Linked DNA regions of Homo sapiens: region 2 is linked to region 1. Evidence: read pairs that join two places in POLR2A ChIA-PET (ENCODE). Cell type or tissue: Caco-2. All regions are shown on one strand. Each heading gives the region's core, and the rest is flanking DNA. Links, peaks and the distances in the headings are about the cores only. Region 1 overlaps TGFBI (transforming growth factor beta induced). Region 2 holds the start of IL9 (interleukin 9).

Region 1 (4,390 bases), core at 137-4,136:
CTAAAAATACAAAAATTAGCTGGGTGTGGTGGTGGCCACCTGTAATCCCAGCTACTCAGGAGGCTGAGGTAGGAGAATCACTTGAACCTGGGAGGCAGAAGTTGCAATAAGCCCAGATCATGCCACTGCACTCCAGCCTGGGCAACAAAGCTAGACTCTCTCAAAAGAAAAAAACAAAACAAAACAAAACAAAACAAAAAAAACTCCTTATTATAAACTGTAAGAAAAAAAAGGCCCCTACTTCGTCCCTTTTGCAAATCTGCCTTTTCCTACTCACTAACCAGCTGGTTCAGAGCAAGGACACTCTGTTTGGTGCCATCGCTGCAGACTGGAAGGAAGAGGTCCTTGCCCCACACCCAACAGTCTCCTGCTGTTACCGGCAGGTTGGCAGGCAGGCAGGCGAGAAGCAGCCAGGGCTGGTGGTGTGTCCAGTTTGAAGACTAGTTTCCAGCCCTGGCCCTGCTCACCCTCCAAGTGGCCCTGGCAGGTTCCTCTACCACATCGTGGACTTCACCTTCCTTCTCTAAGAAGCTCAATCCCCAAGGCCTCATTCCCATAGGCCTTCTCACCCTTTTTCTTTCCCTCTGGCTGAATGTGGCCAGCACGGGCTTCCAAGGCCATCAACTCGTCTGCAGCAGCCCCATGCCTTGCAGGGCCTCAGAGCTTCCTCCTGCCTATGACAGTGTGGTTTTGGTTCCCACACTTGGGATCAGATTGAAACTCGCCTCCGTGGTGAGAATATGGGACATAGAGCCTCGGTGACCTTGGTGAGCAGCAGTCCAGGCCACCTGCTCAGCCTGGGGTTGGGGGGGGCTCCTCCTCCTTGACTGGTCCTTGCATTTGCCTCCATCCAGCCTGTCTGGGCTCTCCGAGGCAATGGAGACCAGCAGGAGTCACGATGGGTCAGGAGCCCCCTTTGGGCCTCAGCCCTGCCCTGCCCCCTAAAGTAGCACTTGGATAAGCAAATAAATTATTATACTTACTATTTATGGGTGTGGTGAATGGGATGGCAAAGGCCAAGTCTTACTGATCACCAAACCTTAAGATATATCCTGGCAGCTAGTAGACCCTTGGGCTAAATGAACAGAAAACTGGACAAATAAAGTGTACACAAATAACTCAAAGCTGTCATTTGTACACTTTTCGTCTTTTCCTACTACAGTTTACATTTTTATAAAGGTGAGTAGATTTCTAAAATCCCGTGGTAGGCTCTCTTGAGTTTTTCTTGTATCCCTGAAGTTCAGCTACAAATAAGCTAATCACTAACATTTGTTGAGCATTTACTCTGTTGTCAGGCCCCGTGCCGAGTGCTTTAGGTTCAGAATTTCATGTCATCCCCACAGCAGCCCTAGGAGATGAATGCAATTCTTATGTCCACTTGACTGATAAGGAAGTTGAGGTTCAAAGAGGCTAAATGACTCTCCCAGGGTCCCACAGCTGGAAAGTGGCCACAGGGCCCCAGCTGGTTTTCTAGGGCAGCAGGCAGAAGGCGAGGAGGATCTGGGCCCTGTGGTGCCCCAGCCTCATCTGAGGGTCCTCATCTGAGAGAACAGGATCCTCACAGCATGGGCAGGCTGCAAGTGGTCCCTGAGGTTATCGTGGAGTGGACCCTGACTTGACCTGAGTCTGTTTGGACCCCAGACCTGCTGAACAACCACATCTTGAAGTCAGCTATGTGTGCTGAAGCCATCGTTGCGGGGCTGTCTGTAGAGACCCTGGAGGGCACGACACTGGAGGTGGGCTGCAGCGGGGACATGCTCACTATCAACGGGAAGGCGATCATCTCCAATAAAGACATCCTAGCCACCAACGGGGTGATCCACTACATTGATGAGCTACTCATCCCAGACTCAGGTAGGCCAGGCCTCCGGGGGCCTTGGCCCTGCCTGGCCCACCATCTCTTCTGCCATCCTTTGTGGCGGGGGAGGGGAAATTCAGAGATCTTTGGGCGACTTCCCTGCCTGGACCCAGCTCACAGCTTCTCGGCCACTGCAAATGTGTGGGTTGTGACCAGACTGATGTGTCTTGAGCTTCAGGCTTGCAAGTGCAGTGGAGAGGCAGTGGGGAGCTATTGAAGGGGTCTGGGGACAGACTCAATCACAGAGGCCTTTCAGAAGATCTGCCTGCTGTGCATGGGCAAAGAGGGCCACTTGCTGACCTCAGAGCATGTGCTTTCTCAGTAGTGCCCAAGCTGTCCCATGGTCACTGACCCAGTTAGAATGACTGAATGGACTTTGGCTTGTGTCTCATTAGGAATCCTAGCCCCATTCTAGTCTTCCAGTGAGATCTGTCCATGAGTGAAGGAATCTCACAGGAAAAAACAAAATGCTTCTATGGGTGTGGTTGCTGGCCTTATCTACACCACAGAAGCCATCACACAGACTGTCTTTCTTCCCATTGTTAGAATGTGCCCTGACCAAGCAGCCCACAGGGCCTGGGACAGAGGCTGATCTCTGCCTAACTGAGCTCACCTCTCCTCCCTCTCCTCCTGACTGGTTAGATTTTCTAGGTGACTGTTCCCCTGATGACACAAGCCCGCTGGGCCCCAGCAGTGTTTAGAGGGGTTGTTGACTCACGAGATGACATTCCTGCTGATGTGTGTCATGCCCTGGGGTGGATGAATGATAAATGAAAACAGCGCTTTTAACTTTTGAACCCACTTTCTCCTTCCTTGTAGCCAAGACACTATTTGAATTGGCTGCAGAGTCTGATGTGTCCACAGCCATTGACCTTTTCAGACAAGCCGGCCTCGGCAATCATCTCTCTGGAAGTGAGCGGTTGACCCTCCTGGCTCCCCTGAATTCTGTATTCAAAGGTAACATGGGGAAGGCATCCCTGTTAGATTGTCCCTGGAGGCAGCTTCCCCACCCCTGTCACCTCCACAACACTCTCCGATTTACAGCACCCCATGGGACATTAGAACTTCCACTCAGCTCAACCAAAAGCAGATGTGACTTCAGCAGAAACTTCAGAGGCTCTGTTGTTTCATTAGGCAGTGCAGAGAATGCCTTTGGGGAGCCGTTCCTCAGAACTCAAGACTTGACATCTGGGAGGCAGCCGTTCCTCAGAACTCAAGACTTGACATCTGGGAGAGCAGAGCATTCCCTTGCCTTTCTATTTGCAGGGTCACTTGCCAATGTATAGTCAAGAGGTCAGAGTGAGGGTACAGCTGAGCTGCAGCCCCAGGAAGGCAGAGAAGGGGGCCAAGTTGTGTGCGTGCCTGCCCTTCCCTCTTAGGGCAAAACTCCAAACACCCTTGATTATCTGGATCTTCTTTAATTCTCCATAGAAGATACCAGATGTTAAGGAATATTGGCAGCTTCACTTGGTTTCTCAATCCCTGTTTCCAAACTCAAGGAGGGATGGGCTTTTTCACTGTATTTATCTCTCATCACTCTCTTCATTGCAGGAGCACATCTCTCTGGACCTAACCATCACCCTTTCTTGTAGATGGAACCCCTCCAATTGATGCCCATACAAGGAATTTGCTTCGGAACCACATAATTAAAGACCAGCTGGCCTCTAAGTATCTGTACCATGGACAGACCCTGGAAACTCTGGGCGGCAAAAAACTGAGAGTTTTTGTTTATCGTAATGTAAGTTCTGGGTCCTAAATCATGCTCCTGGGAAGCTCCTTACTGTGGGACTTGTATTAGTGTAAAAAAAAATGTCCTCAATAAGCAGGAGTTTGCATGAGAACTGGTTGCTGACAAGGAAGGAAATAATTTCTGGAAAATATAGATAACAAAATGAGATCCTGCAGAAGGATTGGAATCTCTTTTTCTGGAGGCCTTTGAGAATAAACCACACAATTATCCAACCTGTATTGTGAAGGAATAAGTCCTTCTTGAATTCAGGAATTAACACCTGGGAGGAGGGATGGAGTTCAGACTCTTTCTGAGCTTATGAGAAGAGAAGCCCCCTAAACTAAAATACAGCCCTCCTTGGTCCAAAAGGTGCCTTCTCTCTTCTGCTGTATCTTCTTTGTTTTCAAACCCAACAGTTACCCTGGAAATCAAAAAGGAAGTACAACTCAACATAGCTCTTGCCTGGGACCAACCAGCACCATTTGGCTAAAGATGGTTATCATCTGTTAAACAAAGAAATAAATAAATGGGTTCAACGTATTTATTTCAACATTGTCAATGGACCTCATGTGTAACTGATATTCTCATTATGGGACCTCTGTGTGACTTTATTGGGGCCTCTCTAACCGTTCTTTCCTTAAGGAAGACCATTTATTGTTTTATTTCCTGGAGAAAATACATCATTTTATCCCAGCCTTAATAACCCATCCCAGTGTATACTCCTTCATCTTCATGGATAATGACCCTGCTACATGCTCTGAACAAATCAGGAGGCCCCTCGTGGAAGTATAACCAGTCCTTTC
Region 2 (4,390 bases), core at 230-4,229, 160 kb before region 1:
GTAGCTTACTTGATTTTTAAATTGTAGCAACTTAAAGAGAAAGCTTTTTAAATTTAATAAATAGGATAAATAATATTTCATCTTCATATCTTGCCTCTCATCCCTCTCATCTTTTCTTTCTGGAAAATTTCCAGAAGACTCTTCAGAAATGTCAGCGCGTTGCCTGCCGTGGTTTGGTTGCATGGCTGTTCACAGGAAAAATACTGTGGGGATGAAAGTTGATAAGGACAGAGTGACTCAAATGATGTAGAGCCAAGCAGCCCCAGAAGCCTACCTGCCAAGAGCCAGAGTCGGTGGTGAGGATTGTGGGGATGGGAAGGGAAGTGGCTTGAGACACAGAGCAAATAGGTGGGCAGGTCCAGGCTAGCTCATGTGGTGTAAAGACAGCATAGGTGGTTGACCTCAAATTGGATTTCAGGGGTCTTTACACACACACACACACACACACACACACACACACACACACACACACCCCTATTAAGTGGCCCTAAATCTCTGCATTAGAGAAAGCCTTTTCTGGGGACTCTTTGAGGCCTAAAATTGTATCATTATCCTTTTAGGTTGTCTTTCCAAGGTCATTTGACAGTACAATGGCTAAGAGTGGGGCTCTGAGGTCATATAGGCCTGAGTTCAAATCTCAGCTCTGCCACTTATCAAATATGCAGCCTTAGGCAAATTAGTTAACCTCACTGAGAGTAATAAATTGAATAATTGTCCCTAAGGTATGTATTTATTCAGTGAGACAGCATATATTAAGCACTTAGAACTAGATGCCATTGATGGTAGAAACGCATGCAGCTAAACAGCTGAGCTCAGGGCTTTCAGCCTTCTAGGATCTTGTGTGGAGATGCTAATACCCAAAAAACAGAGGGAGGTCACCTCTACCCAACTTGCCATCCCAGTCTGCTGTCAGGGACTAGGGTATATGCTGAAGAAAAGAATGTGTGGATGGGCATTCAGGATGAGTAGCAAGCTTCCACCTTGACCTGGGTGCATTGCCCTTTAAATACCTCCTTAATGCAGGCCAGGCATGGTGGCTCACACCTGTCATCCCAGCACTTTGGGAGGTCAAGGCGGGCAAATCACTTGAGTTCAGGAGTTGGAGAGCAACCTGGCCAACATGGTGAAACCCCATCTCTATTAAAAATACAAAAATTAGCCAGGCATGGTGGCACGCACCTGTAATGCCAGCTACTCGGGAGGCTGAGGCAGGATAATCACTTGAACCCGGGAGGCAGAGGCTGCAGTGAGCTCAGATGGCACCACTGCACTCCAGCCTGGGCAACAGAGCAAGACTCTGTCTCCAAAACAAAACAAAACCTCCTTAACCAACAGGAAAAAAAAATCCCTGTTAACAACATCCATTCAGTTAGTACATTGAATCTCTAGGATAATTTAGTATTATGTGAGCTACATCCCTGATTCTCTAGATTGTAGCTTCTAATTACACTCAGAAAGGATTCTTTCATTATTCCATAGTAGAGAGAAGTAAATGGCCTCGTCAGGAACAATGATCTATCTCACTTTAATTCTATTGTTTCAGTGGATCTCACTTTAATTATATTACTTCTGATTAAAATTCTTAGATGTCTTTTATCAACCTTGAACTACCAATTCCAACTTTATCATCCTTTTGTGTTCAAACAGGGTTGGCATCACCATTCACATAGAAATCACCAACAGGAACATATCACATATGAAAACAAACTTACTGGACACTTGTTGTTCTTTAGTACTTCAACTGATTTTTTCACCCGACTGAAAATCAGTGGGTATCTTGTTTGCATGGTGGTATTGGTCATCTGAGACAGTCTCTCACTGAAGCATGGTCTGGTGCAGTTGTCCTGGTAAATAGTAAGGATTTATTCAAAGAAATATTCTGAGGACAGCTTTGGAAATATATCACAAAGAGCAATATAATAGAGATGATTTTTATTTAATCACCATTACTCAAACTTGCATTATTTTTAGACAGGTCCCTTGCCAATGTAGGAAGTGATCTCCCGTATTTAAAGGGGATGCCATTTTTCCACAGTGACATCCCCTGGAGGAGACTTCCTGTATGTTACATCCAGGAAACATGAGGGCTCTGGGCCCTGAAATAGTCGGCTCTGAATGTTCTTTTCAACGGGTGCTTCCCGGCTTCAAGGCTTGTAAGTCTGAAAGTGCAGAGTGAGGAAAAGCCTTTTCACACCAGCTAATGGGATGTGACAATTGAATGCAGCTGGTATTTCAGCAGCAGCTAAAAACATGGACGGTACTCCAAGGGACAGGGGCTGTGCTGTCTGCCTGGTTCCTGCCCAGAAGGCACTCTATCCTCTTCTCATCTAATGGATGGACCGCGATGGGTGCGATGTCTTACCCTAGCCAGGGCAAGAAGCTCAGATTCTTCAGATTCTCCCAGGCCTTGCATGAGAAAGAATAAAGCACTGCACCTTGGAGAAGTGCCTCCTCCTCACCCTAACCAGGAGTTTGAATTAGGAATCAGAACTTTCCTGCCACCCATCCTTCCTGCCGTAGTGGGCAGTGGCCCTCTGGAAGCCCTCCTTCCACTCACAACCTCAGATCCTCTACCTGCCCAGAGGGCAGCATTCAAACCAACAGTCACTCTAATCAGCTAGACAGACAACAGGGTGGTGGGGAGGAAGGGAGGAGGCAGGGAGGGGGAGGTATAGCGCATAGATCATTCATGACAGATGAAAGATAAGGAGTTGTCATTTTATTTACATTGTTTCACAACTCTAGAGTTATCAGTAAATGAGTTAGAAAGCAATATGATATGAGCTACAGCAATTATTATATCCTTAGTTCCAGTTTTATTTAATTGTGCACATGGCCACCTATCTAAAAAGATATTCAGGATTCTTTTTTTAATGTTGAAAAGTGTTCAAACTTCTCAAGAGGCATAAAGTTAATTAAATACAAAGAAATGTTCATAATATAGGATTTCAAGATCGTAGTTTTAAAAGGGAATAATTTGTAACAATGTGGTTTTAACAGGGAATACTAATCTGTAACAATTAAATTAAGCAACAATGTATAACATTAAATATTAAATAAAGCAACTTATTTTTACTTAAAAACAAACCAAAAAAATCCAAGGTCAACATTATGTTATTTCACTATACTTACAGAGGGAATGCCCAAACAGAGACAACTGGTCACCTGCAAGGGAAATTTCAGAGTGAAGATTCCAGATGTGAAAATTAAAATTAATTTGGAAAGTTCTTAAAGAGCATTCACTCACATTAGCACTGCAGTGGCACTTGGAAGCTGGATCTTCCTAAAGTAGATAGAGAGATAAGAACCTTTAGTCAGCCCCGAGTTTTTTCATCCTCATACATATTTCACTTTGTCAGTAGCTGTCTTTCCCATGGGCTCCCCCTGCAGCCTACCTGCATCTTGTTGATGAGGAAGTTGATGTCCAGGATCCCCGCCAAGGTTGGACACCCCTGGCCTGCCACGGAGCACAGGAGCAGGGCAGAGGTAAGGACCATGGCCAGAAGCATCTTGACAGCGGACTGGAGCTCGCTTGCAGACACCTTCAAATCGAGTGGTATTTAAAGCTCCCTCTCAAACACGGAAAAACCCTGACATCAAACTGATACCAAGAGCCCACTTTTTCTCTGTAAGTTGGGGCCACTTTATACTAACAAACAAAAAAATCAAACTGAGTCACTTGACAGAGATGATGCTGTGCCAGGAAATATCATTCCTCAGAAAAGATGATTTTCAAAAAGTTGAGTACTGAAATGCTGAAGGAAAAGTTAAAGATCTAAAAACCAAGAAAAAAAATTCAAAGACAGGGATTCTGGTTGTGAGAGTTAGAATACTTTCCATGAACGCCCAGGTCTGTATTTTCCCTTTTTACATTATGGGAAATGCTGATATAATATAGCCAGTCATGGGTGTTCTAACGAAGGGGGGCCTGGGGAGACAGAGCGGGTTGGGGGAGGGTGCATGATATTGCAGAACTTCACTTATCTCTGTTGGGGTTTTCCTTTAGTAATTGCAACCTCAGTCTTACTATGCTTTATTCCCAAATCTCAATGTTTTTCATACCCAGGATGAAGTTTGCCACCTAATGCAAATGCATCTTAGAAGTATCCCTTTGTGCAAGTGTCTGAAAGAAGAAATGTTCAACTATAAGCACAAGAATGCGGCAACCATGCTTGTTAAAATTGGCCTTGAGGACTCCTCAGTATCTTTGGAGATCTTATATAACACTGTATGACATCAAGTAAAAACCCAGCACTTGAAAGAGTATAGTAGCTAACATTTACTGAGAACTTACTACATACTAGTAACATTTCTTTTTTTTTTTTTTTTTTTTTTGAGACAGAGTCTCCCTCTGTCACCAGGCTGGAGTGCGGTGGCACAATCCAGGTTC

The links. Peaks named below come from ENCODE experiments on the same cell type or tissue, not always from the same donor. Only the 100,000 strongest peaks of a DNase experiment are listed, where the experiment ranks them.
Region 2: POLR2A ChIA-PET joins it to region 1 with 5 read pairs; 6 of 35 experiments call an interaction of 5 or more read pairs at or near these places.

The regions. Positions count from the first base shown.
Region 1 is chr5:136,051,266-136,055,655 of GRCh38, forward strand. TGFBI (transforming growth factor beta induced) reads left to right here. Exons shown (of 17, transcript NM_000358.3): 8 at 1,642-1,854; 9 at 2,678-2,815; 10 at 3,451-3,596. Among named protein-coding and RNA genes, the nearest start is that of TGFBI, 24 kb to the left of the region's middle. RefSeq lists an enhancer at 1,967-3,166. In Caco-2, for the core only: no CTCF peak of the experiment used is centred there; DNase peaks (open chromatin) are centred at 1,977 and 2,526.
Region 2 is chr5:135,892,308-135,896,697 of GRCh38, forward strand. It overlaps IL9 (interleukin 9), which reads right to left and starts at 3,534. Exons shown (of 5, transcript NM_000590.2): 1 at 3,396-3,534; 2 at 3,248-3,283; 3 at 3,133-3,165; 4 at 1,713-1,844; 5 at 1-203. The coding sequence starts at 3,509. The coding sequence ends at 84. It overlaps LOC124901074 (a long non-coding RNA gene), which reads left to right. Exons shown (of 3, transcript XR_007058947.1): 2 at 135-296; 3 at 3,391-3,841. In Caco-2, for the core only: no CTCF peak of the experiment used is centred there; DNase peaks (open chromatin) are centred at 2,634 and 3,428.